2 separate regions of the Homo sapiens genome follow, and region 2 is linked to region 1. A link is an interaction called in ENCODE POLR2A ChIA-PET data of the cell type or tissue named here. Cell type or tissue: OCI-LY7. All regions are shown on one strand. Links, peaks and the distances in the headings refer to the core of each region. The heading gives the core; the rest is flanking DNA. Region 1 has its middle 11 kb from the start of SLC2A5. Region 2 overlaps LNCTAM34A (long non coding transcriptional activator of miR34a).

The links. Peaks named below come from ENCODE experiments on the same cell type or tissue, not always from the same donor. Only the 100,000 strongest peaks of a DNase experiment are listed, where the experiment ranks them.
Region 2: POLR2A ChIA-PET joins it to region 1 with 20 read pairs; 2 of 35 experiments call an interaction of 5 or more read pairs at or near these places.

Annotation. Positions count from the first base shown.
Region 1 is chr1:9,074,766-9,087,096 of GRCh38, forward strand. It overlaps a transcript of SLC2A5 not described here and LOC124900441. Among named protein-coding and RNA genes, the nearest start is that of SLC2A5, 11 kb to the left of the region's middle. RefSeq lists an enhancer at 1,527-1,616. In OCI-LY7, for the core only: no CTCF peak of the experiment used is centred there; DNase peaks (open chromatin) are centred at 3,506, 4,566, 5,426, 5,776 and 3 weaker places; H3K4me3 peaks cover 4,753 bases; H3K27ac peaks cover 5,000 bases.
Region 2 is chr1:9,190,770-9,203,100 of GRCh38, forward strand. LNCTAM34A (long non coding transcriptional activator of miR34a) reads left to right here. Exons shown (of 3, transcript NR_132738.1): 3 at 624-1,317. Among named protein-coding and RNA genes, the nearest start is that of MIR34AHG, 15 kb to the left of the region's middle. RefSeq lists an enhancer at 7,258-7,778. In OCI-LY7, for the core only: CTCF peaks have their summits at 5,859 (motif pointing left) and 6,062; a DNase peak (open chromatin) is centred at 5,872.

The DNA.
Region 1 (12,331 bases), core at 3,238-8,237:
GTAATCCCAGCATTTTGGGAGGCTGAGGCAGGAGGATCGCTTGAGCCCAGGAGTTCGAGACCAGCCTGGGCAACACAGTGAGACCTTATCTCTACAAATAATCAAAAATTATCTGGGTGTGGTGGTGTGCACCTATAGTCCCAGCTACTTGAGAGGCTGAGGCAGAAGAATTGCTTGAGCCAGGAACTTCAGGCTGCAGTGAGATGTGACTGAGCCACAGAACTCGGCTTGAGCAACAGAGTGAGATCCCATCTCAAAAAACAAAACAAAAAAAAAAAGAAGTGCTTTCCAAGCTTTCTGTGGAGTCCTAATTAGGGAAAAGGAGTCAGGTTGGCAGCACCAGGGGAAAGCAAAAGAGAAAGCAAATAAGCTATAAATCTGCCTCTCTTCATGGTCCACAACAGATAAACAAAGAGGAAGCAGATGAGTTATAGGTCTGTCTGTGTTTATGTCCCAGGAAGTGTAGCCCTCCTGAGCAAATAACACACATAACTCACAGACTTCCCGTTTCACATCAAACACCTCAATTTATCAAACATCCCGGTTGACAGAAGAAGGCAGGTTAGCTCCTGCAGCCGTGGCGTAATCCAACATCCCAAGAGCCATCCTATAAAATCTCCAGCAAGCCTGTTTCCTTGCAGTCCGCTCCTCTTCTGCTGATACCGCCCGTTGCCTCCTTGCAACATATTTTCCTACTTTCTCTAATAAATCTATCTTTCTCTACCTACAACTGTCTTGGTAAATTCTTTTACTCCCGTGCCACTGGCCCAGACAGTTGTCACTCCCCTGTGACCCTTTCAATAATCTTAAACTAAATGGTGGAGTTAGCAGGACAGTTGAAGATATTTTCATATGTAATTTGTTTGTTTTAATTGATTATAGCCTGCATTGGATTTTCAATTTTTTTTTTTTGAGACGAAGTCTCACTCTTGTCCCCCAGGCTGGAGTGCAATGGCATGATCTCAACTCACTGTAACCTCGGCCTCCCAAGTTCAAGTGATTCTCCTGCCTCAACCTCCCAAGTAGTTGGGATTACAGGCACCTGCCACCATGCCCAGCTAATTTTTGTATTTTTAGTAGAAACGGGGTTTCACCATGTTGGTCAAGCTGGTCTCGAACTCCTGACCTGAGGTGATCCACCCACCTCGGCCTCCCAAAGTGCTGGGATTACAGGCGTGAGCCACCGCGCCCGGCATTTTTTTTTTTTTGAGACGGAGTCTCACAGTGTTGCCCAGGCTGGGGTGCAGTGGCACAATCTCAGCTCACTGCAACCTCCACCTCCCAGATTCAAGCGATTCTCTTGCCTCAGCCTCCCGAGTAACTGGAATTACAGACGCACGCCACTACGCCTGGCTAATTTTTGTATTTTTAGTAGAGGCGGGGTTTCGCCATGTTGGCCAGGCTGTTCTAGAACTCCTGACCTCAAATGATCTGACCGCCTCGGCCTCCCAAAGTGCTGGGATTACAGGCGTGAGCCACTGCACCTGGCCGGATTTTCAATTTTGATGAAACAGCTCTACTAGGAGTGAAAGGCCCAAAGACCCTAATCTGAGAAGAGAAAGCAGAAGTTCCCCCAGGCGATGGAGATCTGCCCTAGCTGCTGTGCTTATCAAGACTGCATTTATACTTGTTTGTGTTCAGATTGTAAAACCGCATAGGATTCAAGTGGTCCTTGCCAGTCATTTCTCCCCTTAAGCCCTGTTATTTTGATGTGCCACTTGGCAGAATGTCATGTTCTTTAGGAACAGGTATATCACATGATAGCAGAAATGCCTATATGTGCCTTTGATGCACAAAACGGGGTTGCTATCAAGGTGGTGTCTATATTTGGCTTGCTTGATTGATGGGGAGAGGAAATGGCTCTTGGCCACACCCATTTATTAATCTAAAGGAAAAAACTGAGGTGAAATCCATACAAGTAGAGAGTTTATTTGGGCCAAGTTTGAGGACTGCAACCCAGGAGCATAGATTCAAGTTGCCCTGAATTTATGTTCCTATCAGCAATAGTTACAAGTGTGGTGTTTTTTTTGTTTTTTTTTTTGAGATGCAGTCTCACTCTTGTTGCCCAGACTGGAATGCAGTGGCGTGATCTCGGCTCACTGCAACCTCCGTCTCCCGGGTTCAAGCGATTCTTCTGCCTCAGCCTCCCTAGTAGCTGGGATTACAGGCGCCTGCCACCACGCATGGCTAATTTTGTATTTTTAGTAGAGATAGGGTTTCACCATGTTGGCCAGGCTGGTCTCGAACTCCTGACCTCGTGATCCGCTCGCCTCAGCCTCCCAAAGTGCTGGGATTATAGGCATGAGCCACCATGCCAAGCCTTACAAGTGGGTTTTTAAAAGAAAAAAGGAAGGCTGGACATGGTGGCCCATGCCTATAATCCCAGCACTTTGGGAGGCTGAGGCAGGCAGATCGCTTGAGCTCAGGAGTTCAAGACTAGTCTGGCCAAAATGGTAAGATACCGTCTCTACAAAAATACAAAAATTAGCCAGGCATGGTGCTGCATGCCTGTAGTCCCAGCCACTTGGGAGGCTAGAGTGGAAGGATTGCTTGAGCCTGGGAGGTGGAGGTTGCAGTGAACTGAGATAGCGCCACTGCACTCCTGCCTGGGCAACAGAGTCAAAACCTGTCTCAAAAAAAAAAAAAGCAAAAAAAAAAGAACACAAAAAAACAAAAAAAAAACCCCCAGAAAAGTCTGGACGCAGTGGCTCACGCCTGTAATCCCAGCACTTTGGGAGGCTGAGGCAGGTGGATCGCCTGAGGTCAGGAGTTCAAGACCAGCCTGGCCAACATAGTGAAACCCCATCTCCACTAAAAATACAAAAAAAAAAAGAAAAAAATTAGCTGGGCTTGGTGGCAGGCACCTGTAATTCCAGCTACTCGGGAGGCTGAGGCGGGAGAATCATTTGAACCTGGTTGCAGTGAGCCGAGATCATTCCATTGCACTCCAGCCTGGGCAACAAGGGTGAAACAGGGAGAGAGGGAGGGAGGGAGAGAGGGAGGGAGGGAGGGAAAGAAGGGGAAGAAGGAAGGAAGGAAGGAAGGACAGGAGGGAGGGAGGGGCAATGGGAGTGTTGGTCCTGATCCAGACCCCAAGAGAAGGTTCTTGGACTTTGTGTGAGAAAGAATTCAGGGTGAGTCCATAGAGTAAGGTGAAAGCAAGTTTATTAAGAAAGTAAAGAAATAAAAAAAAGGCTACTCCACAGGCAGAGCAGTGGCCTGGGCTGCTCAACTGATTATATTTATAATTAGTTCTTGTTCTTTGCTAAACAAGGGGAGGATTATCCACTAGTTTTCTGGGAAAGGGGTGGACAGTTCCCCGGAGCTGAGGGCTCCTCCCGCTTTTAGGCCATATAGGGTAACTTCCTGAGGTTGCCATGGCATTTGTAAATTGTCATGGCACTGGTGGGAATGTCTCTTAGCATGCTAATGTATTATAATTAGCATATAATGACAGTGAGGACAACCAGAGGTCACTTCCATCACCATCTTGGTTTCGGTGGGTTTTTGTGGCTTCTTTACCACATCCTTTCATCAGCAAGGTTTTTGTGACCTTGTGCTGACTTCTTATTTCATCCTGTGACTAAGAATGCCTAAACCTCCTGGGAATGCAGCCCAGTAGGTCTCAGCCTCACTTTACTCGGTCCCTATTCAAGATGGAGTCGCTCTGGTTCCAATGCCTCTGACAGGAGGCGGGAAAGGGAGAGAAGACTTTGTATTGGGTACAGTGTACAGCGCTTGGGTGATGGGTGCACCCAAATCCCAGAAATTACCACTAACGAATTTATCCATGTAACCAAGAACCACTTGTATCCCCAAAAACTATTGAAAAACATTTCATTTAAAGAAGAGACAGTTCTTTACCAAGAATTTACATCAAAACCATGTAAACTGTAGATCCACACTACATTGTTCTTTGTACCATGAATTCCAAAACCCTGAAGAAAATGGGTGAGGCAGCTATCAGGAACAAAGTGTCGTCAAATAGCTGCCCTGGACATGGGTGGGGAAGTGACTCAAGTTCCCACTCACGTCTCTCTGGGCCTAATAAATTTTGCGAACCTCACAGGGCTCACACTGCTCAGCTGTTTTTCTTTTCCCACATTCCAGATTTAGATAAGGAAGGAATCATTAACAGATTCAGAGTGGACCTGACCACCCCACAGTGCCCTTGCTTTGCTTTTGGCACAGGCAGTGTATCTCGTCTGGGGAAGGGAGAGGAGTGCATCCAGTCGGTTGACACAGGACCTCCCAACCCCAGTGCCCACGCGCGGTGTCTCCCTCTTCCTCTTCTGTGAAAAGCCACACCCCACCTTGGGCATGCCACCTGGCCGCCGGAACCCAAGTCTGCAGGGAGGGTCCAGAAAACGTGCGCCTTCCAAGTTTATCTTCCTTCAGGAGCCAGTTCTGTATTCTGTCCTCACTTGAGCTCCCTTCCAAGCTCCTACTAGATGTCCCCGAGGCAGAGAGATTGTTGATCACGCTCTGATATGCCTGGGGTGTAAACTTCAGAGACATGACAAGGTGCCTATGTGTTTTCTCACCAAGAACAGAATTTGACCTCGCCTATCAGAGAGTGCACGTGCACAGGAAGGGCGTGCTCCTGGAGAAGCACAGGCAGAAGACGTGAAAGCCGGAGCAGCAGAGGCTCTTCAGGACCCAAGGGGCTTCTGTCGGTTACACATTACCCTGGATAGACACTCCTCTTTTTATTTTTGATTTATTTCTTTATTTTGTTGAGACAGAGTCTCATTCTGTCACCCAGGCTGGAGTACAGTGGCGTGATCTTGGCTCCCTGCAACATTTGCCTCCTAGGCTCAAGTGATTCTCCTGCCTCAGCCTCCCAAATAGCTGGGATTACAGACGTGAGCCACCATGCTTAGCTAATTTTTTGAATTTTTAGTAGAGACGGGGTTTCACCATGTTGGCCAGGCTGATCTCAAACTCCCGACCTCAGGTGATCTGCCCACCTTGGCCTCCCAAAGTGCTGGGATTACAGGCGTGAGCCACCACGCCCAGCCGATATCCCTCTTTTTAAAAACATCATAACATAAAACTTATCATTTTAACTGTACATTTTTAAATAAATGTACCAGTTGAGTTGTGGTAAGTATATTCACATTGTTATGAAACAGATCTCCAGAACCTTTTCATCTTGCAAAACTGAAACTCCGTCCCCATTAAACAACTACTCCCCATTTTCCCTCCCCAAAGTCCCTGGCAACCACCATTCTACTTTTCTGCTTCTACGAATTTGGGCACTCACAATACCTCATGTAAGTAGGATCATGCAGTATTTGCTTTTTTGTAACTGATTTCCGAAGACTTAGAGCATGTCTTCATGAGTCCTTCATGCTGTAACATGGAACAAGATTGCCTTGCTCTCTGAGGCTGGATCATACTCCACTGTGCACACACCACATCTGGTTTACCCATTTATCTGTCAGGTTACTTGGGTTGCTTCTATTAATACCTTTGGCAATTGTGAGAAATGCAGCTATGCGCATGGGTGTACAAGTATCTCGCTGAGCCCCCGTTTTCAATTATTTTGGATATATACCCAGAAGTGGGATCACTGGATCACATGATAATTCTATTTTTAATTTTTTTTAGGAATTACCGTTCTGTTTTCCACAGTAGCTACGCCATTTTACGTTCTCACCAACAGTATATAAGAGTTTCAATTTCTCCACATCCTCACCAGCACTTGTTATTTTCTGGGCTGTGGTTGCTGTTATCGTTGTTTTTGGTAGTAGCCATCCTAACAGGTGTGAGGTGAGCTCTCATTGTGGTTTTGATTTGCATTTCCCTAATGATGAGTGACGTTGAGCATCTTTTCACATTCGTGTTGGCCGTCTGTACATCTTTGGAGAAATGTCTATTCAAGTTCTTTCCTAATGAGACCACTCTCTTTGACCACAGAAAATGAGACCAGGCAGGCCATAAATAATATCCAGTGATGTGCAGGAGCCAGCTTATATATAATGTGAAAACAAATAATTCAAAATCAAAGCTGTTGGAAACTGGAATTATTTTGAGTCTTAAAGGAATGTGCTTATGGGACCTTTAATCCCTCTCGCCTGGGGCGATAGGTGTGAGTCACTCCGCCTGGCCTTGAATAAACTCCTTTAAACTGGATTCTGATCCTTTCAATTATTTCAGGTTGCCAATAACCTCATCAAAATGAAAAAGTGGTGGGTGAGGTTGCTCACGCCTGCAAACTCAGCACCTCAGAGGCTGAGGTAGGCAAATCACTCGAGCTCAGGAGTTAAGACTGGCCTGGACAATGTGGTGAAACATCATCTCTACAAAAAATACTAAAAACAAATAAACAAACAAAAAAAATTAGCTGAGGGTGGTGGCACATGCCCTTGTTCCCAGCTACTCAAGAGGCTGAGGTGGGAGGATCACTTGAGCCTGACTGGTCAGGGCTGGAGTGAGCTGTGATCATACCACTGCACTCCAGGCCGGGAAACAGCATGAGACCTTGTTTCAGAAAAAAAAAAAAAAAAAACCCCAAAAAAAAAAAACACGACCAAAACAAAACCCACACTTTTGTGCCTCAAAAGACATTATCAAGAAAGTAAAAAGATGAGCTGGGTACAGTGGCATGTGCCTATATTCCCAGCGACTTGGGAAGCTGAGGCAGGAGAGATCAGGAGTTCAAGTCCAGCCTGGGCAATGGAGGTAGACTCCTTCTCTTAAAAAAAAAAAAAAAAAAAAAGTAAAAAGACAAGAGACTAGAAGAAAAATTTTTGCAAATCGTATATCTTATAAGGGTCTGGTATCCAGAATATATAAAGAACTCTTACAACTCAACAACAAAAGACAAACAACCAAATTCAAAATGCGCAAAACACTTGAATAGATTATTTTCTCCAAAGAAGATATGCAAATGACCAAGAAGCACATGAAAAGATACTTGGCATCATTACTCACTAGAGAAATGCAAATCAAAAACAAAATGAGGTATCACTTCACACATTAGGATGGCTATCATACTTAAAAAAAAAGGGAAATTAACTAGTGTTGGTGGTCAGGTGAGGTGGCTCACATCTATAATTCCAGCACTTTGGGGAGCTGAGGTGGGTGGATCGTTTTAGCCCAGGAGTTCAAGACCAGCCTGAACAACATGGCAAAACCCCACCTCTACTAAAAATACAAAAATTAGTCAGGTGTGTTGGTGCACACCTGTAATCCCAGCTACTTGGGAGGCCAAGGCACGAGAATTGCTTGAACCCAGGAGGTGGAGGTTGCAGTGAGCTGAGATTGCACCACTGCACCCCAGCCTGGGAGACAGAGCAAGACTCTGTCTCAAAAAAAATAAAATAAAACGAATGTTGTTTAGAATGTGGAGAAATTAGAACACTTGTACCTTGCCGATGGGAATGTAAAATGGTTCAGCTACTGAGGAAAAAACAGTTTGGTGGTTCCTCAAAAAGTTAAACATAGAATTACCATATGACCTAGCAATTCTACTCCTGGATATATACCCAAAAAGAATGAAAAACATGTACTCAAGCGAATACATGTACACATATGTTCGTAGCAGCAGTATTTACATAGCCAAAAGGGGGAAACAGCCAAAATGTCCATCAGTGGATGAACAGATAGGCAAATTGTGGCACATACACAATGGAATACTATACAGCTATAAGAAGAAATGAGCCAGGCACAGGGGTGCATGCCTGTAGTCCCAGCTCCCCAGGAGGCTGAGGTCGGAGGATTGCTTGAGTCCCAGAGTTCAAGTCTAGCCTTGGCAACATAGGGAGACCCTGTCTCTAAAAAAAAAACAGAAGTACTCATACGTGCTACATGAGCTTCAAAAACATGCTGAGTGAAAGAAGCCAGACAGAAAAAGGTTGCATATTGTACAATTCCATTTATGTGAAAGATACAGAATAGATAAATCCATAGAGAATGCAGATTGATGGTCTGGGGAAAGGCTCCTATGTTTTTGAACCTGCCCAGTTGTGGGTGCAATCTTGCACCAGGCAGCCCAACCCTGACCTAAAGTAAATTCCCAGAAGTCTTTCCTGGGTTTTGAATTTGCAGTAACAGCTGTGGGCATTCTAGCAGCAGTTCGATGATCATGTATGGTACTGCAAACAGGACAAAAAAAAAAAAAAATGCAGATTGGTGGCTGCCAGGGGCTGGGGGCAGGGGGAATGAGCAGTGACAGCTAATAGGCACCTTTTCCTTTTGGGGTGAAGAAATAGATGAAGTTATTCATTAATTGTGCAACCCTGTGAATGCTGCCAAATTGTTCACTTTCAAATTGTTGATTTCATGTTATGTAAATTTCACCCCAATAAAAAAAAGAAATCAATACTAGCCTGGGTAACACCGCAAGACTCTGTCTCAAAAAAATTGTTTTAAAGACAACTACTTTGCTGGGACATCATTTATCTACAACTTACAGAACTGTAAGCTCAAAGGCAACGCAAGGGCAGGGCCCTGCTGATTCGGGAAGAGTATGCTTGAAGCAATGCAATTTTCCACGAAAGTGCACATTTTTCTCCACAGTGGTTTGAAATCAGCCATGGTGAAAATGAGACAGGAATAATACAGGGTGGTCGCAGGAGAATAGAAAATTCCAGGCAGCAGTTTTGCATGACTAGCAAAAGGAAACTGTTGAAATAGCTGCAGAAGTAGGGGCCCTGAAAAACAGGATGTGGGCCAAGCTGGCTAAGGCCGACTGGAATCAACATAGCGCTGGATTTGACCTAGGTTTCACGTAGGACCTCATTATGTGCTCATTAACATACTAAACCCTGCGGGGTTCGGTGGCTCATGCCTGTAATCCCAGCACTTTGGGAGGTTGAGGTGGGCAGATCACCCGAGGTCAGGAGTTCAAGACCGGCCTGGCCAAAATGGTGAAACCCCATCTCTGCTAATAATACAAAAAAATTAGCAGGGCATGGTGGCACATGCCTGTAATCCCAGCTACTCGGGAGGCTGAGGCAGAAGAATCACTTGAACCCAGGAGGTGGAGGTTGCAGTGAGCCGAGATTGCACCATTGCACTCCAGCCTGGGCAACAAGAGTGAAACTCCATATCAAAACAAAGAAACAAACAAACAACACATACTAAACCCGGCCAGGCACGGTGGCTCACGCCTGTAATCCCAGCACTTTGGGAGGCCGAGGCGGGCGGATCACGAGGTCAGGAGATCGAGACCATCCTGGCTAACACGGTGAAACCCCGTCTCTACTAAAAATACAAAAAATTAGCCGGGCAAGGTGGCGGGCGCCTGTAGTCCCAGCTACGCGGGAGGCTGAGGCAGGAGCATGGCGTGAACCTGGGAGGCGGAGATTGCAGTGAGCCGAGATAGCGCCACTGCACTCCAGCCTGGGCGACAGCGAGACTCCGTCTCAAAAAAAAAAAAATAATAATAATACTAAACCCACATCCACCAGTGCCATGACAGTTCCTGGGACATCCATATTTGGCATAAAAACAGGTAACACCACAATTTTGAGAAACCCTCACCTTTTTCCAGGAATCTTCATAAATATCCCACCCCTTGGTTAAAGAAACCCATAAAGGTGGAAGCTCCCAACCCTGCTGGGTGCAACTCTCTCTTGAGTAGGCCCGAACTCTCCTTTCTTGAGTGTGTACCTTTTGCTTTGCAATAAATCTCTGTACTTTCACTATTTTCTGACTTGTCCTTGAATTCCTTCTGGCAAAGGTGTCAAAAGCCTGGACACTGCCTGCGGTTAAGGTCCCACTGGCGTTTGGGGACCTCCTCTAGCCCACTGGCATCAGAAACATTACACAAATCAGCTCACACTATAAATCAGCCCCGGGCCCACCATCCCAGCCTGTTGAACATGTTCCAGCACATCACGGACTCTGGTACTACATCAGGCACCAGATCCAGATAACATATCTTGCATCTCACCCAGGATCTTGAGAAACACGCTTTGGAAGCCAGCAGCCCTATGGGGGCAGCCACACCATGTGAGCATCGGCCACACCCTTGGGTGGCCCTGGAACCAGACCATCCTCCAGCCCCCGTTGGTCTGGAAACCAGCAACAGCCCCATCACCTGGGAGCTGGTTAGAAAAATGCAAAATCCACTTCACTCCAGACCTGCTGAATCAGAACCTGCATTTTGGCCACATCCCTGGTGGTTCAAGCTCACATTTAAGTTCGAGAAGCTCTGCTCTAGGCTTTTCCTGAATGTGGCGCATCAGTGATTCCTCCCGGCCCCAAGGCCTCTGTGCCCAACCAGGACTGACTTACCCCGGCCTTGCACAGCACCCGCAGGACTCTCCTTGGTGTTGATGTGGGCACTGGCTGACTGCCACAGCACTCTATGCCTGCTCTCTGACTCTGTCACGCGTCTGCTTTTCCTCCTGGGATAATGTGGTGCTGGTGTTGATGAAAAGAGTCAAACTGTAAAATATTTTTAGAGATTTATTCTGAGCCAAGTATGAGTGACTACGGCCTATGACACAGCCCTCAGGGGGTTCTGAGAACATGTGCCCAAGGGTACAGCTTGCTTTTCTACATTTTAAGGAGGCATGAGACATCAATCAAACACATTTAAGAAATACATTGTTTTGGTCTAGAAAGGCGGGACGATTCAAAGGTGGGGGAGGGTTCTTCCAGGCTATAGGTAAATTTAGACACTTTCTGGTTGATAATTGTTTGAATTTGTCTAAAGACCTGGGATTAAACAGAAAGGAATGTCTGTAAGATAAGAGGTTGTGGAGACCAAAGTTTTACCATGCAGATGAAGCTTTTAGCTAGCAGGCTTCAGAGAGAATAAGTTGCAAAATGTTTTTTATCAGCCTTAAAGTCTGTGTCACTGTTGGTGCTGGAGAGGTTTGATGAGGCATGTTCGAACCCCACTTCCATTATGGCCTGAAACAGTCTCTCAGGTTAAGTTTTAAGAGCCCTGACTGAGGAGGAAGTTCATTCAGATGGTTGTGTCGGGAGGGCGGCTTAGAATTTTACCTTTGGTTACACTGGGGTGGCAGTGGTGCAGGACGGGGCAGGTTTGCTCCCCTCCAGGCCAAGACAAGTGCTGGCTGCAGAAAGGTTTTATCTGCTGGTATTTGAAAAGCTTTCCCTGATGCAACGGGCCCAGGCAAATCCTGGGAGTTCTGCTGTCTGCCAGGGAGAAAAGCTGAAGGGAGGAAGGGTCTGATCCCATCTCTGGTATCATGGTCCTAAGAAATTGCTGGAAATGCTTTCCTCATTAACAGGTACTGCCCAACAAGAATAAGTCTTCCCTCCCAGGTCCTCTGTTGACTGCTGAGGATGGGCCTGGGGCCCTGAGAACAAAGGAAGGGAACTAGTTAATATGAAGTGGGACAGGGAGTTCAATCTTCATGATCACTTGGATAATGAAGAAAGGCTAACTAGCAGGGATAATGACAGCTGGACTTTCTCAAGGGCTCTTTCTCCAGCTTAGTCATTGCCTGAAGTGTAACTGCCCGATGGGTTCTTTCTGCCCGCTACACAGACAAAGTCAATTGACTGAAACCATGGCATTGCAGTAAAGGAAGAGTTTAATTGCTGCGAGGCCAGCCACGCCCTAAGGGAGAGGGAGTTACCACTCAAATTAATCTCCCGGAAAGCTCAGAGGCTGGGATTTTCTTTTTCTCTCTCTTTTTTTTTTTTTTTTATTGAGATGAAGTCTCACTTTGTTGCCCAGGCTGGAGTGTAGTGGCACAATCTCAGCTCACTACAACCTCTGCCTCCCAGGTTCAAGTGATTCTCCTACCTCAGCCTCCTGAGCAGCTAGGATTACAGGCATGCACCACCACGCCTGGCTAAGTTTTGTATTTTTTTAGTACAGATAGTGTTTCACCAAGTTGGTCAGGTTGGTCTTGAACTCCTGATCTCAAGCAAGCCACCCACCTTGGCCTCCCAAAGTGCTGGGATTACAGGCGTCAGCCACTGCACCTGGCTGAGGTTAGGGATTTTCAAAGATAGTTTGGTGGGCAGTGGACTAGGGAATGGGTGCTATTGATTGGTTCTGGAATGCCATCATAAGGGTATGGAAAACGGTACTGGTGCTTGACAGAGCAGGAGCATCACCATCTTGAGCAAACACCACCATCCTAAGTTCCACTTGATTAAAAAACCCCTAAATCCAGCCCCAAAACATCAGCCTAATGGCTAATGTCAGCATAACCAGAAACATTCCAACCCTAAGATAAATCCCTCTCTGACCAGAAACATGCCAACCCCAAGACAGCCTCCCCTGTGACCAGAGACATTCCAACCCCACAATAAACTTTCCTTCACATAGAAACATTCCGAATCTATGATAAGTCCCCTCTTTCAAAACCCTTAAATATCCTTAGGTCTGTAA
Region 2 (12,331 bases), core at 3,000-7,999, 120 kb after region 1:
ACTCTGTTCCCGCCTCCTTGCTGATCTTGGAACGCTCCAGGCCTGGTCCTACATCAGGACCTTTTCATTTGCGGTTCCCGACCAGGACTGCTTCTCCCCTAGATGCCCACGTGACTTGTTCCCCCTTTCCTCCTGTTCCCTGATCAAATACCTGCCGATTGACAAGGCCTTTTCAGATCAGCCCCACCTGCTCACTTGCTTTCCTGCCTGTCCACATATTTACCATCAGAACAGAATTCTGCCCATCCGTTTATTGTCTGTCTCCCCCAGCAACCACTAGAATGGAAGCTGCATGTGGGCATGGCTTAGTTTTGTCCACTGCTGGATCTCAGCATCCAAAACAGTCTACCACCTGGTAAGTGCTACAGAAACATTTACGAACAAGAAACCAGTACTGGCTACCCCGCCTCTGCCTGTGCTCATCTTATCTTCCACCTGAAAGGTTCCCCCACTCTAACTTCACCCTGCACCCTTCGACCAGTCAATGATCCCCACAGCTTGGCCCACTCCAAACCCCTTAAAATCCCTGAACCCAAACTCCTCAGGAGGCAGATTTGAGGTTTCCCCCCAACTTCTCATGTGGCTGCCCTATGATTTAAACTCTTTCTCTGCTGCGGTTCCAGATGTCTCAGTATACTGGCTCGCGGCACATCGGGCAAATGAACCTATCAGATAACAACGGCAGATCAGATGCCTGAGCATTCAGAAGCAACAGCTGTGGAGCCCCCGTGGGTTCAGAAGGCCTGGTTCCCGTCTCCAGAAGCCTGGCTCTCCTCCCTCCTGGGCCCACTACTTTGGCTTCTTGTTCCTACGTACAAGGAGTTGCGAAGAAGGCAACTCTTCCCCTCCCTGAAGCCAAAGGAATGAAACAGACTAGGGCGGGAGAGGTGGCCATCCGTCATTAGTTGCGGCCATCAGTAACAGCAACAGGACACGGAACCTAAGGCTGTATCCATCCTGGGCCCCCAGGGAAACATCAGCGGGAGCGGTACTAAGGAAGTGCTCATCTCTTAGAGACAAAGGCCCATGGAGGGGAACAGTAACCATCCCCTCCCAATTCAGAAAATGTTAACATAAGCACTTCATTTCTCATGCAGATAACCACATAAGTCTATTAATAAGAAAGAAAGAGAAAGAAAAAAAAGAAAAAGGAATCCATGCCAGCAGGGTATAGGAATTGGTCTATAGGAGAAAGGGTCACCCACTGAAAGGTGGGCTGAATAGAATTCCTTGCCTGGGCTTTGAGGTCCTGGCATGGAGAAGGCTGTAGAAATGCTGGCATCAGTGGAACCCTCAATAAACAGAATTCTTGTTAAAGAATCACAGTCATTGGTGGAATGGACTGCCCATCTAAGGTCAATCTACACTAAAGGATGGCAGAGATCAAGAGAAAGAGAAAGAAAAAGCACCCATGGCCGGGCATGCGTGGTGGCTCACACCTGTAATCCCAGCACTTAGGGAGGCCGAGGCAGGCGCATCACTTGAGGTCAGGAGTTTGACACCAGCCTGGCCAACATGGTCAAACCCCATCTCTACTAAAAATACAAAAATTAGCCAGGCGTGGTGGCAGGCACCTGTAATCCCAGCTACTCGGGAGGCTGAGGTGAGAGAATTGCTTGAACTGGGAGGCAGAGGTTGCAATGAGCAGAGATTGCACCACTGCACTCCAGCCTGGGCACTAGAGTGAAACTCCATCTCAAAAAAAAAAAAAGAAAAGGAAAAAGAAAAAAGAAAAGCACCCAGATCCTAGGACATATAAATACTTCCAACATGAGGACCGCGGGGTAGCGCCCATGGGAGGTGCAGGTCACTGTCCTTAGCGGAACCCCTTCTCTACCTTGCCACACCGGCACTAAGCCCTCGATCCTTCTGACAGACATGGCCACATTTTTGTACATGTTTGCAGCCATCACTCCTTTCACTGTAGTAAGCTGTGCACTCAGCATCACCCATGTCTTTCTATAAATAGGAAGAAAGCTCAGAACAGCCCTCAGAAAACTGCATGTTGACAGCACCCAGAGTCCTGGCTGGAAGAGGGAAGGGCACTCACAGAGCTGCTTCCCTGGAGCTGTGTCTCTCCCAACTGCCTTGAAGGAATCTCTTGGGAAGGCAGCGACTTCTGGCCTCTGGGGACCTAAAGAAGCCAAGTGGCAAAGCGGTATGAAAACTAAACCAGTTCTAGGTCCAGGTGCACATCAAGGCAGTTTGTGGGGCACGTGGCAGGTCTGCTGAAACACAGTGCCTGCCCCTCGCCAACCTTCTCTCTCTGGCAGGAACCCCCTCCTTTGAGTTAAAAGTGTTGCAGACCCCAGGAAATGCCTGAGAGACCTTGTGCCTTAACAGAGAGAGATGTTATGTGCACCGGATCCCCAACATGCTTTGCAAATGTTGAAGGGAGAAGACAGACGTGGGCCAGATACAACACAAACAAGGCTCTCAGGCCACCAGGCTGAGTGAAGGTGCTATACAGAGGCTTCTTGGCCACCTGGGGCCCCTTTGAGCCTATGAGGGATCCTGGGAGGGTAGTGGAGTGAGGACAGCAGAGGAGCACCAAAGACAAACTCAGCCCATTTCACAATTTTATCGTGAGCCAGCCCTATCTTAGCCCTCTCGTTTTGAAGAAAAGCCAAATTTGTATTTAAAAAAATACTTATGCCTGATGCATTCCCTATTGTGAAATAAGCACATTTATTACACAGAAGGAAACCTGATGTCTCTCAGACCTTGAGCAGACTATTTACAACATTTGGGCTACAAGGCAAGGTGACCTTCAGACCACGAAGTGGCGATGGCTTGCATAGGGCAAGGCAGGGTCTCTGAGAGAACGTGAGACACACAGGCCACCACCATGTTTTAGGGGACCTGGGATTTTGCAACAGGAAGAAATAACAGGTTAGAAAAATGCATGCTTTAAAACATTTAAAATTTAAAAATAGAATGCTTTCACACACACACACTGCAACACAATATAATTGTGCCATTTACTAGTAATGATATAAACATATCTGAATGCCCCTTTGAACACAAAGCACAGCTAAATGCCCCACCTCCAGCAGACAGACCCTGAAGCAACACACCCCCAAGAAAACAAGTGACAGATATATATGATAGATAGATAGATAGATAGATAGATAGATAGATAGATAGATAGATATTATTTTTTTTGAGACAGAGTCTGGTTCTGTCTCAGAAGGGTCAGGTTGCCCAGGCTGGAATGCAGTGGCATGATCTCGGCTCTCTGCAACCTCCACCTCCCTGGCTCAAGCTAGCCTCCTACCTCAGCCTCCCAAGTAGCTGGGACGACAGGTGCATGTCAGCATACCCAGCTAATTTTGGTAGAAATGGAGTCTCACTATGTGGCTCAGGCTGCTCACTACGAGCTCAGAAGAGCTCAAGCAATCCACCCACCTCGGCCTCCCAAAGTATTGGGATTACAGACATGAGTCACCATGCCCGGCTGTAAGTGACAGATATTGACATAAGCCCTGCAATAGGAATCTGAGACCCAGGATTGGACAGGTCAACTAGCAATGCTTCTAAATACAAGTGATCTGGCAAGCTGGCAAAATGTCTGAGTTTCATTCTTTACCTTAGGTCAAAGTTTCATTCTTGATTTGGATCAAAGGGGAAGGAGAAAAAGGCACAAACTGAACCATCAACTCTGTCACCGAAAAGTGGTCCCCTGGATCTTAGTGCTTTGCCACCTTCTTGCCACCCCTATAGTAAAATGCTTTTTTATTCTTTCTTTAAAAATTTCTGTTATTATTATTTTATTTAAATGGGGTCTTGCTATGTTGTCCAGGCTGGTCTCCAACTTCTGGCCTCAAGCAATCTTCCCACTCCAGCCTCCCAAAGTGCTGGGATTACAGACGTAAGCCACCATGTCCAGCCATGATTTTTAAAGGCAGGCATACTTTATACTTTTTGTACACACTTACAGCTCTGATTCTTTTTTTAAACATATTTATTTATTTTTGTTGAGATGAGGTCTCGCTATGTTGCCCAGGCTGGTCTTGAACTCCTGGGCCCAAGTGATCCTCCTGCTTCGGCCTCCCAAGTAGTTGAGATTACAGGTGAGAGCCGCCATGCCTGGTTCAGGCTCTGATTCTTATGTCAGTGAATGCCCAGTAAATTATTGTTGGCTTGAACTGAATTATCAAGAAGGTGCTATCAAGAATTCTTTGAGCCAGGCACGGTTGCTGACGCCTGTAATCCCAGCACTTTGGGAGGCTGAGGCAGGCAGATCACTTGAGGCCAGGAGTTTGAGACTAGCCTGGCCAACATGGTGAAACCTGGTCTCTACTAAAAAATAAAAAAATTAGCCAGGCATAGAGATGCACACCTGCAGTCCCAGTTACTCAGGTGGCTGAGGCAAGAGAATTGATTGAACCCAGGAGGCGGAGGTTGCAGTGAGCCAAGATCACACCACTGCACTCCTGGGTGACAGATTGAGACCCTGTTTCAAAAAAAAAAAAAAAAAAAAAAGAAGTAAAGGAAAGGAAAAAAGAAAGAGAAAAAAAAAGAAAAATAATTCTTTGGCTAGGTATGATGGCACTTTGGGAGGCCGAGGCAGACGGATCGCTTGAGCCCAGGAGTTCAAGACCAGACTGAGCAGTATGGCAAAACCCCGTCTCTACAAAAAGTACAGAAACATAGCCTGGGGCGGTGGTGGGCGCCTGTAGTCCCAGCTACTCTGAAGGCTGAGATGAGAGGATTGCTTGAGCCCAGGAGGTTGAGGCTACAATGAGCTGAGATCACACCACTGCACTCTAGCCTGGGTGACAGAGCAAGACCCTGTCTCAAAAAAAAAAAATTATTATTTGGGAGATATAATTTTACATCATCAGAGGGTCAAAAAAAACCCTCTATTTTGCCTATTGGCCCCATTTGAGATGACCCTGGTGAAATTTCTCAGCTAACTTTCTCCACCTCTGTCAAGTTGACCGAGACACCACCTAAATCTCCATGAAGGACCTGGCAGCTTTCCGGCTCTGCAGCATTTTCCCGACAAGTTTGCTGCGCACACGCGGATGCTGACAGCACAGTCTCATGCTTGCCTAAGCCAGAGCACCACCCTCTAGTGTGACACCGTGTGATCTCTATTTTACCATGCAGAAGAGAGGTCATCTCCTGGTACAAGAAAATGGGCTGTCTTCTGGATAACCGCAGCAATTCATCTCTGAGTAGCTGAAGGTCATTAGTATGCATTATACAAGTGGAACCATTTGAGAGAAAAGAGGGAACTCACTGGACACAAAAGTGCACTGAGACTGTGAACAGCAAGTCCCGAACAAGGACACAGAGATAGATCCCAAAGGGAAAGGCTGGAGGGGGAAGGATGCGACCCAGCCGCAGTGGCTGATCCATGAGGGCTCCTGTCTGGGTTCGTGCTGCCAATCAGTAGCATTCCCCAGGCAAGACGTGGGCGCCAGGCCTGACTTGAAACCCAAGGTTGGCTTCAAGATCTTGCAGCTGGATCAGAATGCTGAGTTCATCGTTGCTGGTGGGCCGCCGTCACCTCTCCTTAGCCCCCCTGTTGAAGGATGGCCGGCCCCTCCTGGGAAAATTGCTACATTTCCTCAGATAACAGATGCACACATGACTAATCAGGCCTACCCTAAGAAATGAGAGCCAGCAGCAGAAGCCACAGCGCACACTCTGTATTGTGAAAATGGAATGTGGGATGACCTAGGAGATGACACAAATGCCGAACGGCGAACTTTCTGTTTCTATGAGTCTAATAATGAAAAACTTTTCTGCCTGAACCCGTGGGATCGAATAAAATGAAAAACCCCATTCTGCAAACCACTGCGCCCCATGGGAAGCAGCTCGGTTTCCTTCCCGTGTCGTCGGGAGCCCTCTGATGGAGGAAGCCTAAATTACAGCGCTCATAACCTAACAGGCAGCCGCCGGGCTCAAGTGCCCCCTGATTTTCCAGAATCGAAAAGAAGAGGAACCATAAAAGAAGCCGAATGTTTTCTCCCCCTGGCACTTTGCCCAGTGACAGTTGTCAATCAGAGGTGCTGCAGACCGACTCGAAGGCAGCGTTCAGTGCCCAGGCACACTGCCTGCTGCCGTTGGTTCCTCCCATGGTTCTCAGGGCGCCAGGTCTCTGTCAACTCCCAGCCCCCAGTTTCCTTACCTTGTCCTACTGCATCTGAGTCAGGATGCCTGATGGGTTGAGCGCTGATGATCTCATCCGTGTCCCACATGTCCCAGGGAATCCCAGGTCTGCCCTGAGCTTCCTGTGTCCTTGGGAAAGTCGGTTAATCTCTGGGCCTCACTGTCCTCATCGCTGAGCTTGGGGACTTGTAACAGATGATTTCTAAGTATCTTCCAGCTTTGAATAGAGCATTTGTCTTGGGTGGCCAGGCTTAAAGTTTAAAGGCATAAAAGGAAAATGGGATCTGATCTTTAATCAGAACTGCTGAGAATGAGAAGCGCAGAGCAAACTACCGACTGCATTGGGTGAAAAGTGAAAATGGTCGGTGGGGAGGTGCCACGGTCAGGATCTGAGGCGCTAGGATCTTGCCAGTGCCTTGGCGCCTTTCTCTGCAGTCCCCGGCCTGCCTCCCTTCTGCTCCCTCTCTTCCGGAGTCTGGTGCTGCCAATTTGCCAGGTGAGCCCCGCCAGCGTCCCATTGCCGGTTCTCGTGGCCCTCACCTTTTCCTTATACCTTCATCCCTGCAGGAGTCGCAGGACCTCAGCTGGCCAGTTGGCTCTGCCTGGAAGGTGCAGGTCTTGTCCTTGTCAGGGAGACTGGCAGCCGCAATGCTGTGCCTGTCCCAGGCTGAGCAAGAGGCTCCTGGTGTCGATTCTGGAGCAGCCACAGGCCTCAGCAGGCCCCCAAAAGTGATGACATCAGCACAGTACTGCACCAGCTCTGAGGGCCCCACTGCCCCTGCCATCTCCTCCTCCTCTCCCTCTCCAGTCTCCCTCTCCTCCCAGCACAGTGCAGCCTCCAAGGGCAGCCTCCACGGTGGAGATGCTCAAGCTAAAGCATGGGGACAGGAAAAAGCAACCACCAGGGTGGAGGGTCTCCCAGGGGAAGCACAAGGTCTGGGACAATGAGAGGCATCAGTCACCGAACCATCTCACAACTCGAACAACCCCAGAAGAGCGGGCTGGAGAGTGCAATGTGACATCACTTCCCATCTTGCTGGGAGACAGGGCTTTTGCCAAGAACGGGCCCCTGGGGATTCATCGGGCGACATTTTCATGCCACTGGCATAAATAAAGACTTGTACCAAAGGCTGCCATTCTGGGCAGAAGGTGCTGTCTAGACCCCCTTAGGGCTGCCCTCTCTGGCCCCAGGCCCCTGGCTCCTACCACCTAAGCCCATCACATCACCCAGGAGGGTCGGCAGCTGCTGGCCCCCACCCACATTCGCTGGCTTGGTTTTACTCTGCAGGGGAAGCTGGACTTCCTCCACATCCAAGTTCAACTACATGACATCAGGAACACAGCCTTTCTCCCGACACCTTCGAGCCTCTATTTGTCTCCAGTAGCTGTCCCAGAAATCATGGGTGGGAGCATTCAAAAATGTGGTTCCAGAGGTCCCCTTGCCCTAGCCCAAAAGGCTGCCTGAGCTGGGGATCCCTTCCTTACCCCCCAATCCGAAAGGCAGCCTGGCCTTCCAAACTGGAGTCCGTGGTTCAGAGTAGGAGATCCACAGTCAGGGCCCGGGACACGGCTTCCCCTGGCTGGTCTCAAAGTCTTCCTAACCCTCCAGGGGTCCGTCCTGGTCTTCCACGGAGTTTCCCAAAAGCGCGCGCCACACTTGGTGGGCGCTCAGCCCCGAAGCGCCTGTGAACACCGCCCATCCCAGGACGCACGAAGCCAGTTGGTACGAGCACCTAGAAGCAGCACTCCCCATTTGTCATCCTTCCCACGGGGAAGGCTGCCTGCTGCTCCGAGCCCTCAACTCCAATGAAGTACAGTCGTCAAGAAACGGTGGTCTAAATAAAGCCGGAGACTCACTCACTGCACCAATCAGCACCGTGCGTCCGTCTGGATCTCGGCGCCGGCTGCGCGCAGCCGCCAGGAGGTGGCCGTCGGGACGCGAGCGCCGCCCGGAGCAGTGGTGCAGGGTCTCCGCATCGCCGGCTGCTGCTGCAGCCCCGCAGCGCTCAGCACTGCTGACTTGGCCCGGGCGGCGGGCAGGCGGGCAGGCGGGCGGGGAGGGCGGGGGAGGGCCTGCTGCAGCTTGGGTTCTAACTGCCCCTGCGCAAGGAGACCGGGAGAAGCTGGCTGCAAGGGCTGGGCTGGCCAAGGCTGGGGCAGTTGCAAAGGGTGGGAGCGCAGCAAGCGGAGAAATACCCCTGAGTCAGCACTGGTGCATTGGGAGGTGTCCCGGAGAGCCTGGCCCACGACATGGACAGGGTGTCCGAAACGTACGCCCCTCTGTATCACCCTCTAGTCATGCACCCCCATCTAATTCTGAAACCAACTCTAGCCTCATTTTTTCCCCTCCACGATGATGGGCTGTAATGCACCCTGCTCTGAGGCCTGGGGGGAATGGAAAGACAGAATTCTCTTTCAAGCCCAACCCAGGCCCGGGGAACCCCCTAGATGTTACTGTGGGGTCACAGACAAGGCCGTGGGGATTTGACACGTGGGCAGGGACAAGGGCAACCCCAAAGCTAGTGGATCTGACATGGGGGTGACTGGGTGGTGTGGTGGGCATCATTTCATTCACTGCAGTGGATTTGCTGCCTGGGAAATGCAACCCCCACCGTCCGAGGTCCGCTCCTGTCTTACTAGCTACTTAGCAGCCAGCTTCCCTGTTCTGCTCCCTGAGAGATGAAGGTGTCCCAGGCTAAGATCCCTCCATCACCTGCCCATCCCTGAGGGTCTCATGTCACCTCAGCGGCTGGCACCTCCTCTTCCCAAACACCCCGTGGTGGCTTTGGCCCAGACAGTGCCTGCCTGAGGGAAGGAGGCCTCTGGCCATATGAAGACCGTAGAGGCCAGGGCGGCCATCCCTTGTTCATTTCATCCTGTGTAGTTCCTTTCACAAGCCCCACTGGAGTCATCTGCTCTTCCCCGGGACCCATTTGTGAAGTTCCTGTCTCCCTTGACCTCCCCGTAGGGAACCAGAGACCAGTGGGCAGGGACAGAGTGCTGGGGGCCAACAGTGGCATTTGCTCTGCAGCCCTCAACCAGCAGGCCTCTCCCTTGGCTAATTCCAGGCAGGAAGGACACTCGTTTGTCATCCAGGCTGGGAAGGGAGACACCAGAAGAGAAAAGTGTGTCTGGGCAGGCCAGGTCTGTTCTCTCCCTCTCCCGGGTGGAGAGGTCACAGATACCTCCATCCCATGGATGAGGGCAAACTAAAAAGTCCAGAGACAAACAGCTGGTCCTCGCAGCTTCCAGGGTTGGGAGTCAGAGGCTGGGATGGGTTACGGTTCAGCCTGCTGCACAGGTGAGTCTCCATCCTTAGCATCCTGCCATGCTGACTTCAAAAGACCCTAGTGCGTGGGACCCCAATGACTCGTTTCGGTGTGCTGGGCTCAAAATCGTTCGTGGCCAAGCACGTTAGTCTGGAAAATTTAAGTTGCTGCAGATTGATGGACAGAAGGAGAGATGGTTTTCAATATACAGGGAATGTATTTTAAAATGGAGCAAGAGACAGGGCTGCAAGGAGGGAACGGGCACTTCGAAAGCAGCCAGTAGAAAGTCGCTCCTAATTCTGGGGGAGGGAATTGTGTTCAGCCTGCAGAGTGCTTTTCTAGTCCAGGCGATGATTTGGTCTAAGACTTCATTAAACATTTGTCTATGAGCCCAAATTTCCCCAAATGACTGAGGTGTTTGGTATGAGCACATTGCATGCCCCAGGGAGCTTCAACGCCAGCAGCTTCCTGCCACGGTACAGGCAGGTTCTCTAAGCACGAGCTTTCAATTCAGGCTCCTGTCTATAGCGAGAACCAGAACACAATGCAGGGACCCACAGGGGTCATGTGGCTCCACCAGCCTCAGCCGTTCCCAAAAGCCCAGCTGCTGTTTCAGGGGCTTGCCTGGATAACTTATATCTGAGAGGTTTGCTGCACATCCTTTGAGTGATTTATGGTGAGATCTAAAATTTCTTTGTAAAAAGATACCCTTTTGCTTTGGGAGGGATCACAAGGAGCTCAGCCCTCCAGTGCCCAGGACCACCTGGGCAGATGCCACTGTTGGCACTGTATAATGTCGCCCCCCATGCAGACCTGATCTGAGCTCTGCGTGTCAGGGAATGCCACTTCAGCAGTGCCAGCCTGGGAGCTCCTCCAGCCGGCACCTACTGAGGCAGCAAATGACTTTGGGGAGGCCCTTTGGCTGGGTGCATAGGAGTCTGGGTCCCAGAGACCATAGCTCACATGTCTCAGGCTGCTTATGTACTTCCCCAGAAAGAGCCACTGTCCCAAGTGTGCTTCCTGCTGCTTTTGTGCAGTCCCATCTAGACGAGCCCCTTATGGAGACCCCTCCTCTTCTGCCTGGCACCCAATGCTCCCATCATTCAACACCTGCTACCAACACAGAAGCAGTCCATCCCCTTCTTAAATGCTACAGCCTCTGCCCCGGCGGCCACTAATCATTCTATTCGAGTTTCCCTCCAGAGCTCATCTCAGTAAATCCGGAAGAAGAAAACCTCCATCCCCAGTGAACAAGACCATGAAGGCTGCGTCAGTGTTCCCAGGTTTCAAGCCAAGCTGGAGAAAGATCACAACAGAGACCAGACCCGCATTCTCCGGCCCAATTCCACATGGCTGAGAGAGCCAGCTAACCAGACGCAAACACACGCGGCAGGATGGCACGCGACTGAGGCAAGGAATAAGCCTCAACTCATCAGTAAGTCCACGGGGTCTCCGCCCCCAGCATGTGGGAGAGGGAAACTAGCCCAAAGTCAGCGTCCTGATTGTGCTTTGGATTTGCCCAGGGCTGAGCACTCCCTGGTCCGAGGTACCCAACAAGCTGACCTGAGAATGGGCTGCATCCCCTTCCCTCCCTCCTTCCCTCCTTCCCTCCTCCTCTCCTTCCTCCTCCTCCTCCTCCTCCTCCTCCTCCTCCTCCTCCAGCTGACTCCTTCTGCTGCTGCCTCTGCCGCTGCTGCCTCTGCCGCTGCTGCGGTCTGCAGTCACTTGAAGGAGAAAGATTTCGCAGTACGGCATTCTTAAAGCTGCAGTGTCCAAATTCTCCTTCAAACCCCACTGTCACCGACATCAGCCAACTTACCGGGGTCCTTCGCAGAGGGTAGGTGGGCAAGGAGATGGGGATGGGGGGCTTGGAGAAGTCAGACAGGTGGGAACCAGACGCTCAGACTCTGGCAAGGGTAAAGAGGAGAAGCAGGCTGTACCGTGAGAGCCTCTGCAGTTAAACCAGGTTTCTGGGACTGCAGCGGGACTGCAATGGAGTAGTTTTTTTTTTTAATCGTAAAACCTCCACCAAAATCTTCTCCACAAACTTATACTCTTTGTAGCTTAATTAAAATACAAGGTGCAAACATAAAACCAACATGAGAAAGAAACCCAATCTTTAAAAAAAAAAAGAATTCAAACAGCAATTTAAAAAATTATTCCTAAAAATTTACTCCTGTGAGCAACTGACTCAGCTCTCCCCACAGTGCTGTGCCGGTAAGCCAACGGGGAAGGACCTGGATGGAGTTCTTAGCGCCCAGAGTTTCTGCAAAGTGCAGGCAGAGGACTCCGGCTTCTTAGGGGAGAAAGCTTTTTAAAACCCAAAGGAAAGGGGATCTTTCTGCTGGCTATCCAAGGAGCGTGTCAATGAGCTGATCTAGCATCCAGAAACCAACACACCCCTCCCTGAAAGTTACCTCTCTCCTCTGCTCAGCTGCTGCCGTCCTGCCTGGATGCTGGCAAGTTCAGACTGCTTCGGGAGAGGCAGGACCCGAAATAAGAAGTGTCAGCTGGGTCCCTGCACCCAAATGGTGCCGGGAGTCAATGCTGCAGGAGGCAGGGATGGTCTCCCCCACCATGCACCCGCCCCCCGCCGGTTGAATTTAAACCCCTGACACTGCAAGATGCTCACTCCTATAGAGACACCTCTCCGCGGAGCCTCCTCCCTCCCCCACGCTCTCACACAACTAGGTCCAAAGCTTTGCCCCACCTCCCAGATTTGTTCACCTGAAGATGCTTTTCTTGAAAAAACAAAACAAAACAAAAACAAAAACAGAAGATTGAGACTCTGCAGAGTCTTTAATCCTTAATTCTGGAGAAGGCGGGACTTGTTCAAAAGTTTGAGAATTGCAGCCTGATGCCCAGGAAGGAGCAGAGGTGATGAGCCGACAGTCTGCTTTGCACCAGACAAGTTGACACCGTTGCTTTATCAAGAAGGG